Linked DNA regions of Homo sapiens: region 2 is linked to region 1. Evidence: read pairs that join two places in POLR2A ChIA-PET (ENCODE). Cell type or tissue: A673. All regions are shown on one strand.

Region 1 (4,000 bases):
TGACTTACCTGATACCAAAAAAATTATCCATTTTGAGTATATAATTCAATAATTTTTAGTAAATATATAGATCGTGAAACTATCTATCACCTTGAGCTAGTTTTCGAACATTTCCATTGCCTCCAAAATTCCCTCCAGCCTGTTTGCAGTTAACCCTTATTCCCACCCCCAGCCTCAGGCAATCACTGATTGGTTTTGTCTTAATCCATTTGCTTTTACTGGATATTTTGTATAAGTGGAATTGTACAATATGTAGTCTTTTGTATCTGGCTTCTTTCACTTAGCATAATGTTTTTGGGATTCATTCATATTGTAGCGTTTATCAGTTTTTTGTCCCTTTTTACTTTGGAATAGTATTTCTTTGTATAGGTATATGATAGCCCCCCCCCCCCCCCCCCCCCCCGTTATCTGTGTGGGATACATTCCAAGACCCCCAGTGGATGCCTGAAATCTCAGGTAGTATTGAACCATATATTATTTTTTTCTGTATCTGTATACCTAGGATAAAGTTTAACTTGTTAATCAGACATAATAAGAGATTAAAAACAATACAATAGAATAGTTACAACAATATGCTATTCACAATTTCATAGAAGATTTCTTACTGTAGGTGTTAGCAAACAGCATAAAGTTTTTTTCTTGTTAAATTGAGAACTTTCACTTTTTCACTTAAAATAAGTATTTTACAGCTTCTTTTTGGCATATCCAGTTGTCATCCTCATTACTCTTGAGTGTTTGAGCCATTGTTAAGTAAAATAAGGGTTACTAGCACTAAGATACTAGTTGATCTGATAGCTGAGATGGCCACTAAGTGACTAATGAGCAGGTAGTGTAGACAGCGTGAATATGGTGGATAAAGGGATGATTCATGGCCGAGGCAGAGGGGCATGGTATGAGGTTTCATCATGCTGCTCAGAATGGCACTCAATTTAAAACGTAGATTATTTCTGAAATTTTCCATTTATCATTTTCAGACCATGTTTGACTGTGGGTAACTGAAACTGCAAAGTAAAGCTGTAGGTAAGGGGAGATTACTGTAACACACTTTAGCTGTTGACCAGTATATATAGGTGTTTCGATTATTTCCAGTTGTTGACTCTTTAAATAATACTCAAACATTTGAGTACAAGTCTTTATGTGGACATATGGTTTTGTTTCTCTTGGTTAGCTATCTAGGAGTAGAATTACAGCATCATACGTTTAGCTTTTTAGGACACTGCCAAACTGTTTTCCCAAAGTGGCCATAACGTCTTATATTGCTAACAGCAATGTTTGAGAGTTCTAGTTTTCTTCACATCTTTGCCAACACTTATTATTGTATTTCTTTTTTAATTATAGCTGTTCTAATGGATATGAATTTGTTTGTTTTTGAGTCACTCTGTCGCCCAGGCTGGAGTGCAGTAGTGCAATCTCAGCTCACTGCAACCTCTCTCTCCTGGGTTCAAGCAATTCTTCTGCCTCAGCCTCCCGAGTAGCTGGGATTACAGCCGAGCACAACTATGCCCAGCTGATTTTTTGTCTTTTTAGTGGAGACGGGGTTTCACCATGTTGCCCAGGCTGGTCTCGAATCCTGAGCTCAGGCAGTCCTCCTGCCTTGGCCTCCCAAAGTGCTAGGATTACAGGCGTGAGCCACCATGCCCGGCCTGATTTTGTTAATTTGTTGTGTTTTTTTTTTTGTTTTTTTCTCTGTGTACTGTTTAGTGGAGTCATTGTGATTTTAATTTTAATTTTCCTTATGACTCATAGTATTGAGCATCTTTTCATGTATCTTTTTTCTTAACCCATTTATGCCCGAAGTTGCAATTTTTTTTTGTGAAAAAGCAGACCTTGGCGATGACCTTGAGCAGTAGGATATTAATAATTCCCACAAGCTTAGCATTCCAAAAATGGAACACTTGGCATAAATGGGCTGGCTGGAGTGCAGTGGTGCGACCAGAGCTCACTGTAGCCTTGACCTCCTGGGCTCAAGCAGTCCCCCTACCTCAGCCTCCTGAGTAGTTGGGAATGGGGAATGCAGGTGCATACCACCATGCCCGGTTAATTTTTTATTTTTATTTTTTGTAGCGATGGGGGTCTCACTGCATTGCCCAGGCTACTCTTGAACCCCTGGGCTCAAGCAATCCTCCTGCGTTGGCCTGCCAAAGTGCTGGGATTACAAGCATGAGCCACCGTGTCTGACCCATCTTTTTTGATGACATCACTATTCAGATCTTTTGCTCCTTTTAAAATTGGGTTGTTTGGGCTGGGTGCGGTGGCTCATGCCTGTAACCCCAGCACTTTGGGAGGCTGAGGTGGGTGGATCACCTGAGGTCAGGAGTTCGAGACCAGCCTGGTCAGCATGGTAAAACCCTGTCTCTACTAAAAATACAAAAATTAGCCGGAGGTGGTGGCGCATGCCTGTAATCTCAGCTACTCAGAAGGCTGAGGTAGGAGAACTGCATAAACCTGGGAGGCGGAGGTTGCAGTGAGCTGAGATTGCAACACTGCACTGCAGCCTGGGCAACAGAGCAAGGCTCTGTCTCAAAAAAATATAATATAATATAATTAATATAATATAATATAATATAATGTAATGTAATATAATTGGGTTGTTTGACTTATTGAGTTATAAGAAGTTTTTTTTTTTAGAAATATATTCTGGATGTAAGTTTTTTAGTAGATACATGATCTGCCAATATTTCTTTACAGTCTGTTGCTGGTCTTTTCATTGCTTAAAAAATTGGTGGCTGGGCGTGGTGGCTCACACCTGTAATCCCAGCACTTTGGGACACTGAGGCTGGTGGATCATGAGGTCAGGCATTCGAGACCAGCCTGGCCAACATGGTGAAACCCCATCTCTACTAAAAATACAAAAATTAGCCGGGTGTGGTGGTGTGCACCTGTAGCCCCAGCTACTTAGGAGGCTGAGACAGAGAATCGCTTGAACCCGGGAGGCAGAGATTGCAGTGAGCCGAGATCGCACCACTGCACTCCAGCCTGGGCAACAGAGCGAGACTCTGTCTCAAAAAAAAAAAAAAAAAAAAAAAGGCGATTAAGATCTTTTAAAGTGTAATTAGTTTAAATTTTGATGAAGTGTGGTTTCTAAATTTTTTCTTTTATAGATTATACTTTTGTTGTCTTATGTAAGAACTCTGCCTAATCCAAGATCTTGAGATTTTTCTGCTTTCTAGAAGTTTTATAGTTTTAACTCTAACAGTTAGATTTTATCATCTATTTTGAATTAATTTCTGTGTATGGTGAGAAATAAGGTTCTAAATTCATCTTTTACATACAGATGGTTCTGTCAACCTAAGTAAAAGACAGTCCCTCTGAAAGAAAGCAGTATTTATTCAGGAATGGGCATTATAATGGGAATATGCATACCGTAGTAAACTATGTGCATATTCAGGGAGGTAAAGGAAGACATAGCTTTTTTTTTTTTTTTTTTTAAGACAAGAGTCTCGCTCTGTCGCGCAGGCTGGAGTGCAGTGGCGAGATCTCAGTTTATGGCAAGCTCCGCCTCCCGGGTTCACGCCATTCTCCTGCCTCAGCCTCCCGAGTAGCTGGGACTATAGGCGCCCGCCACCATGCCCAGCTAATTTTTTGTATTTTTAGTAGAGACAGGGTTTCACCGTGTTAGCCAGGATGGTCTCGATCTCCTGACCTCGTGATCCTCCCACCTGGGCCTCCCAAAGTGCTGGGATTACAGGCATGAGCCACCGCGCCCGGCCAAGACAGATTTTTAAAGGAAAAATGAGGAAGATTACATCATTGTTTTAAATCAATTATGTTTGGCTATAAAGATCAGTGACAAGAGTGATGCCAGTCTGAGGTTGGACATGAAGTTACTGGGCAGATGTCCTTGCAGAAGTATTTTTTTGTGTAAGGTTGCAGTTGCCTTTGTGCAGGGTTGTGGCCTTTATGAGTTTTTTTGTGATAGTTTTTTTTTTTTTTTTTTTTAAATGTAGTCCCGCTCTGTAGCCCAGGTTGGAGTGCAGTGGTGCGATCTCGGCTTGCCGCA
Region 2 (4,000 bases), 920 kb after region 1:
CTAACAGTTTATGTAGGTTTCCCCACTTCATTTATTAAAAAATAATTTTAGCTTTTGTTTTAGATTCAGGGGGCACATGTGCATGTTTACTACATGGGTAAATTATGGGTATATTGTGATGCTGGTGTTGGGGGTATTAATGATCCTGTCACCCAGGTAGTAACTGTCACCGATAGTAGCCAATGGGTAGCTTTTCAGTCCCCATCTCCTCCGTCCCTCTTCTCTAAAGTAGTCCCCCGTACCTGTTGTTCCCATCTTTATGTCTATGTGTACTCAGTGTTTAGCTTCCACTTATAAGTGAGAACATGTGGTATTTACTTTTCTGTTTCTGCATTAATTTGCTTAAAATAATGGCCTCCAGCTGCATCCGTGTTTCTACAAAGGACATGATTTTGTTCTTTTTTATACAGCTGCGTAGTAGTCCATGGTGTATAACCAAGCCTCACATCATTTTTAAATAGTTCATATTTTTCCCTCTGGTTTGAGATGATACTTTTATCGTTAGATAAAATTCCAAATTTATTTGGGCCAATTTCTGGTCTTTAGATTCTGTTTTTAATGTACCTGCACCACCGGGTTTTAATTACTGAAAAATCGTAGTATATTTTGATGACCTTGTATTTTCTCAATCTTTGTTTTTTAGTCACGAAAAGTTAATATTTTCATATAATTGTAGAATTACTTTTCCTAGTTAAAAATGTTCTTGGCATGTTTATTTGTATTATGTTCCATTTGTAAATTAACTTAAAAAATTGACAACTTATGTTATTAGTATTCCTATCTAAAAGCATGACATATCTTTCTATCTGGTCAAGCTGTTTTTAAAAAAATATACAATTTACAGGCCAGGCACGGTGGTTCACGCCTGTAATCCAAGCACTTTGGGAGGCTGAGGCGGGCGGATCACGAGGTCAGGAGATCGAGACCATCCTGGCTAACATGGTGAAATCCCGTCTCTACTAAAAATGCAAAAAATTAGCCGGGCGTGGTGGCAGGCGCCTGTAGTCCCAGCTACTCAGGAGCCTGAGGCGGGAGAATGGCGTGAACCCAGGAGGCGGAGCTTGCAGTGAGCCGAGATCACGCCACTGCACTCCAGCCTGGGCGACAGAGCAAGACTCCGTCGCAAAAAAAAAAAAAAAAAGCATGACATATCTTTCTATCTGGTCAAGCTGTTTTTAAAAAATATACAATTTACAAATGTCTTGTTAATTTTATTCTTAGCTTTTAAATTCTTTGTTGCTATTGTAAATGGTATGACGTCTTTCAATATTTCATGTAACTTGTTTGTATATACAAAGTGTACTGATTTGGAAATTTATTTATTTGTAAACATTATCTTAAAATGGTTTAATTCATTGTAGGAGAGATTTTTGTTGTTGTTGTTGTTGAATGTTTTATTTTTTCCAGGTAATTAATCATAAAATAATGAGTTTTTGTGCTCTTTTTTTCCTTCTTCATGCCTTTTCTTGTCTAATTCTAGCAGTTAATGCATAGAAAATGATAAATGATAGAGGTGACAATATATTTCTTTATCTTATCTCTAAGATTAAGAAGAGTACTGTAATATTCCCAAATACTAGAGGATGCACAAAGCAGTTCATCCCTATTCAACTGTACCCTATCCCAGTTCATCCCAGGTGAAAGTCTTAGTAACTGCAATACAGCAGCCTGACAGCAGCTATCCATACTCTGCTGGTCACTTGAGTTGGGCTCGTTACTGCCATTTGGCAGGTGAGTCAGTAAACTACAGATTTTTTTGAGTCTGCACTCTAGACTACGTTCAATATCAACTGTCTTAATTCAAGTTCTCTAAAAAAAAAAAATACCACAAAATAAGGAAATGCTTCTATGAATACTGTGGAGGGAGTGCAGGAAGCAGAACACGGACGGGAAAGACAAAGAAAGCTAAAATTTCAGGTAAACGCCTAGCCTGATCCTGCAGCTTGGGAAAATAACTCCGGAGATTGTCTCAACTAAAGGCAAGTATGTTGGACTGTCATATTCTCAAATCAAGGAGTGATCGGTTAACATCTGTTAACATTCCATAAGGGATGTAAACTCCCAGGCATCCCTACTCTCTGCCCCCATGGGAAAAGTGGCTCCGTTAATCTAAGCGCCGTCCTCTGAGGAGAGTCGCAGGTATGCCTTTTTAAGCAAAAACAGAAGCTAAGGAACAAATACCCAGAAATAAGAAAAGTGATATGAGAAAATCTCTATAGAACATCAACTATCACCTACAATTGATAATATTTTTTTCCTATTGATTTAATATTGAGAGAAGTGTGTTGAATTTTCAACATTTGCTTATCAAATTTTCTTTGTTATTTTATTGTATGTGCTTCACATATTTTGTGCTGTGTTCTTAGATGCATAAAGATATTTTATCTGTACAATGACTCTCTTCATAATAGTTTTTGCTTCACAGTTTTTTTGTTTTAACTCCTATCTTGTAGGAATAGCAAGCACTGAATATGCAAAGAGAGTTACTAGTAAGAGAGAACATCAAAGTGGAAATAAATAGTCAATTCCTGTATCTTCTCTTAAGCCAGAGTCAGCGAACTTTTTCTGTAAAGAGGCAAATTATAAACATTTCTTATTTGGCAGGCCATTCAGTCTCTTTTGCAGTTACTCAACTCTACTGTTGTAATATGAAAGCAGCCATAGAAAATATATAAATGAGTGGGCATGGCTATGTTCTAATAAAACTTTATTTATAAAACTTCCTGTCATTAGCCCATTGCACTGACCTTGTAATGCCTTATTTGCAGTTAAGATATTGCTAAACAAAGAGTTGGCGAACTACACAGGAGCTAAGAAAAATGTTTATATTTTTAAAGGGCTGTAACACACACACACACACACACACACAAACACACAGATACACAGAACATGGACAGAGACAATGGGTAGCCTTAAAGTCTAAAATATTTACTACTTGGCCTTTTACAGGAAGTAGGCCAATGTCTGCACTAAACTCACAAAAATGAGTCTGGCAGTTTTTCCTCCTGTTTTCACTTTCTGAAATAATTTCTCTAAGGAGGAGATTATTTATTTCATAAAAATGTGGTAGGCCTTACCTGTAACACAAGTAGAACCTAGTTTTGTTTGGTTTTATTTTTTTGAGCCAGGGATATCCTTGATTAGCACCATAAATAGTTGCCATTCCATTCAGTTTTTCTGTTTTTTCTAATGACGTAATAGAATCGATTCATTTTCCAGAAATGTGTCCATTTTATTCTGAGTTTCACATTATTTTCCATATAGTAGATCACTGTACTCCTTTATTATTTAAAAATTCTCTTTAGCTCTCTAAGATATTTTCTCTTTTTTTAAACTCACATTTAATATATTTCCGAATTTTTTATTGCTTACATTTGCCAAACCTGTATCTAAATTATTATTCTTTCTAAATAATTAGATTTTCCAATTGGGAATGTTTTCTATTCCCCTTTTGTTCTTAATTTTTTTATTTCTGTAGTTATCTTTTTTTCTTCTTTGACTATATTGTTTTTACTTAAATTTTTCTGTTGAATATTGAGCTCATTTCCTCTTTTATTTTCTGATGAATGTATCTTGAAGCTTTAAGTTTTCCTTTAAGTTTTCTTTAATCTACTCTAACAAATTTGAACATATGGTTTTCATTGTTATTCAGTTTTAAGTATTTTGTGAATTTTTTCTCAGGGCCTATTTTCTAATTTAAAGATAAGTTGGTAGTATGTTTTTTTTTTTTTTTTTTTTGAGACAGAGTCCCCCTGTGTCACAATCTCAGCTCACTATAACCTCTGCCTCCCAGGCTCAAGCGATTCTCCTGCCTCAGCCTCATGCTGGGATTATAGGCATGAGCTACTGCACGCAGCTGGTAGTATGATTTTTAATTTCCAGACATATAAGATTTATTTTATTAGTTTTATAACTATTAATTTCTAATTTTGTTGCATGTTTATAGTAAGAGTGTATAGTTTACACAATGTTGATTCTTTGGAACTTACTGGGGTTTCAT

The links. ChIA-PET counts read pairs that join two places held together with the same protein. Peaks named below come from ENCODE experiments on the same cell type or tissue, not always from the same donor. Only the 100,000 strongest peaks of a DNase experiment are listed, where the experiment ranks them.
Region 2: POLR2A ChIA-PET joins it to region 1 with 6 read pairs; 2 of 35 experiments call an interaction of 5 or more read pairs at or near these places.

The regions. Positions count from the first base shown.
Region 1 is chr4:139,169,286-139,173,285 of GRCh38, reverse strand. All of the region lies in intron 1 of ELF2 (E74 like ETS transcription factor 2), which reads left to right. Among named protein-coding and RNA genes, the nearest start is that of ELF2, 5.9 kb to the left of the region's middle. In A673, no CTCF peak of the experiment used is centred here; no DNase peak of the experiment used is centred here; H3K4me3 peaks cover 563 bases; H3K27ac peaks cover 718 bases.
Region 2 is chr4:138,247,007-138,251,006 of GRCh38, reverse strand. No RefSeq gene overlaps it. Among named protein-coding and RNA genes, the nearest start is that of SLC7A11, 6.7 kb to the right of the region's middle. In A673, no CTCF peak of the experiment used is centred here; no DNase peak of the experiment used is centred here.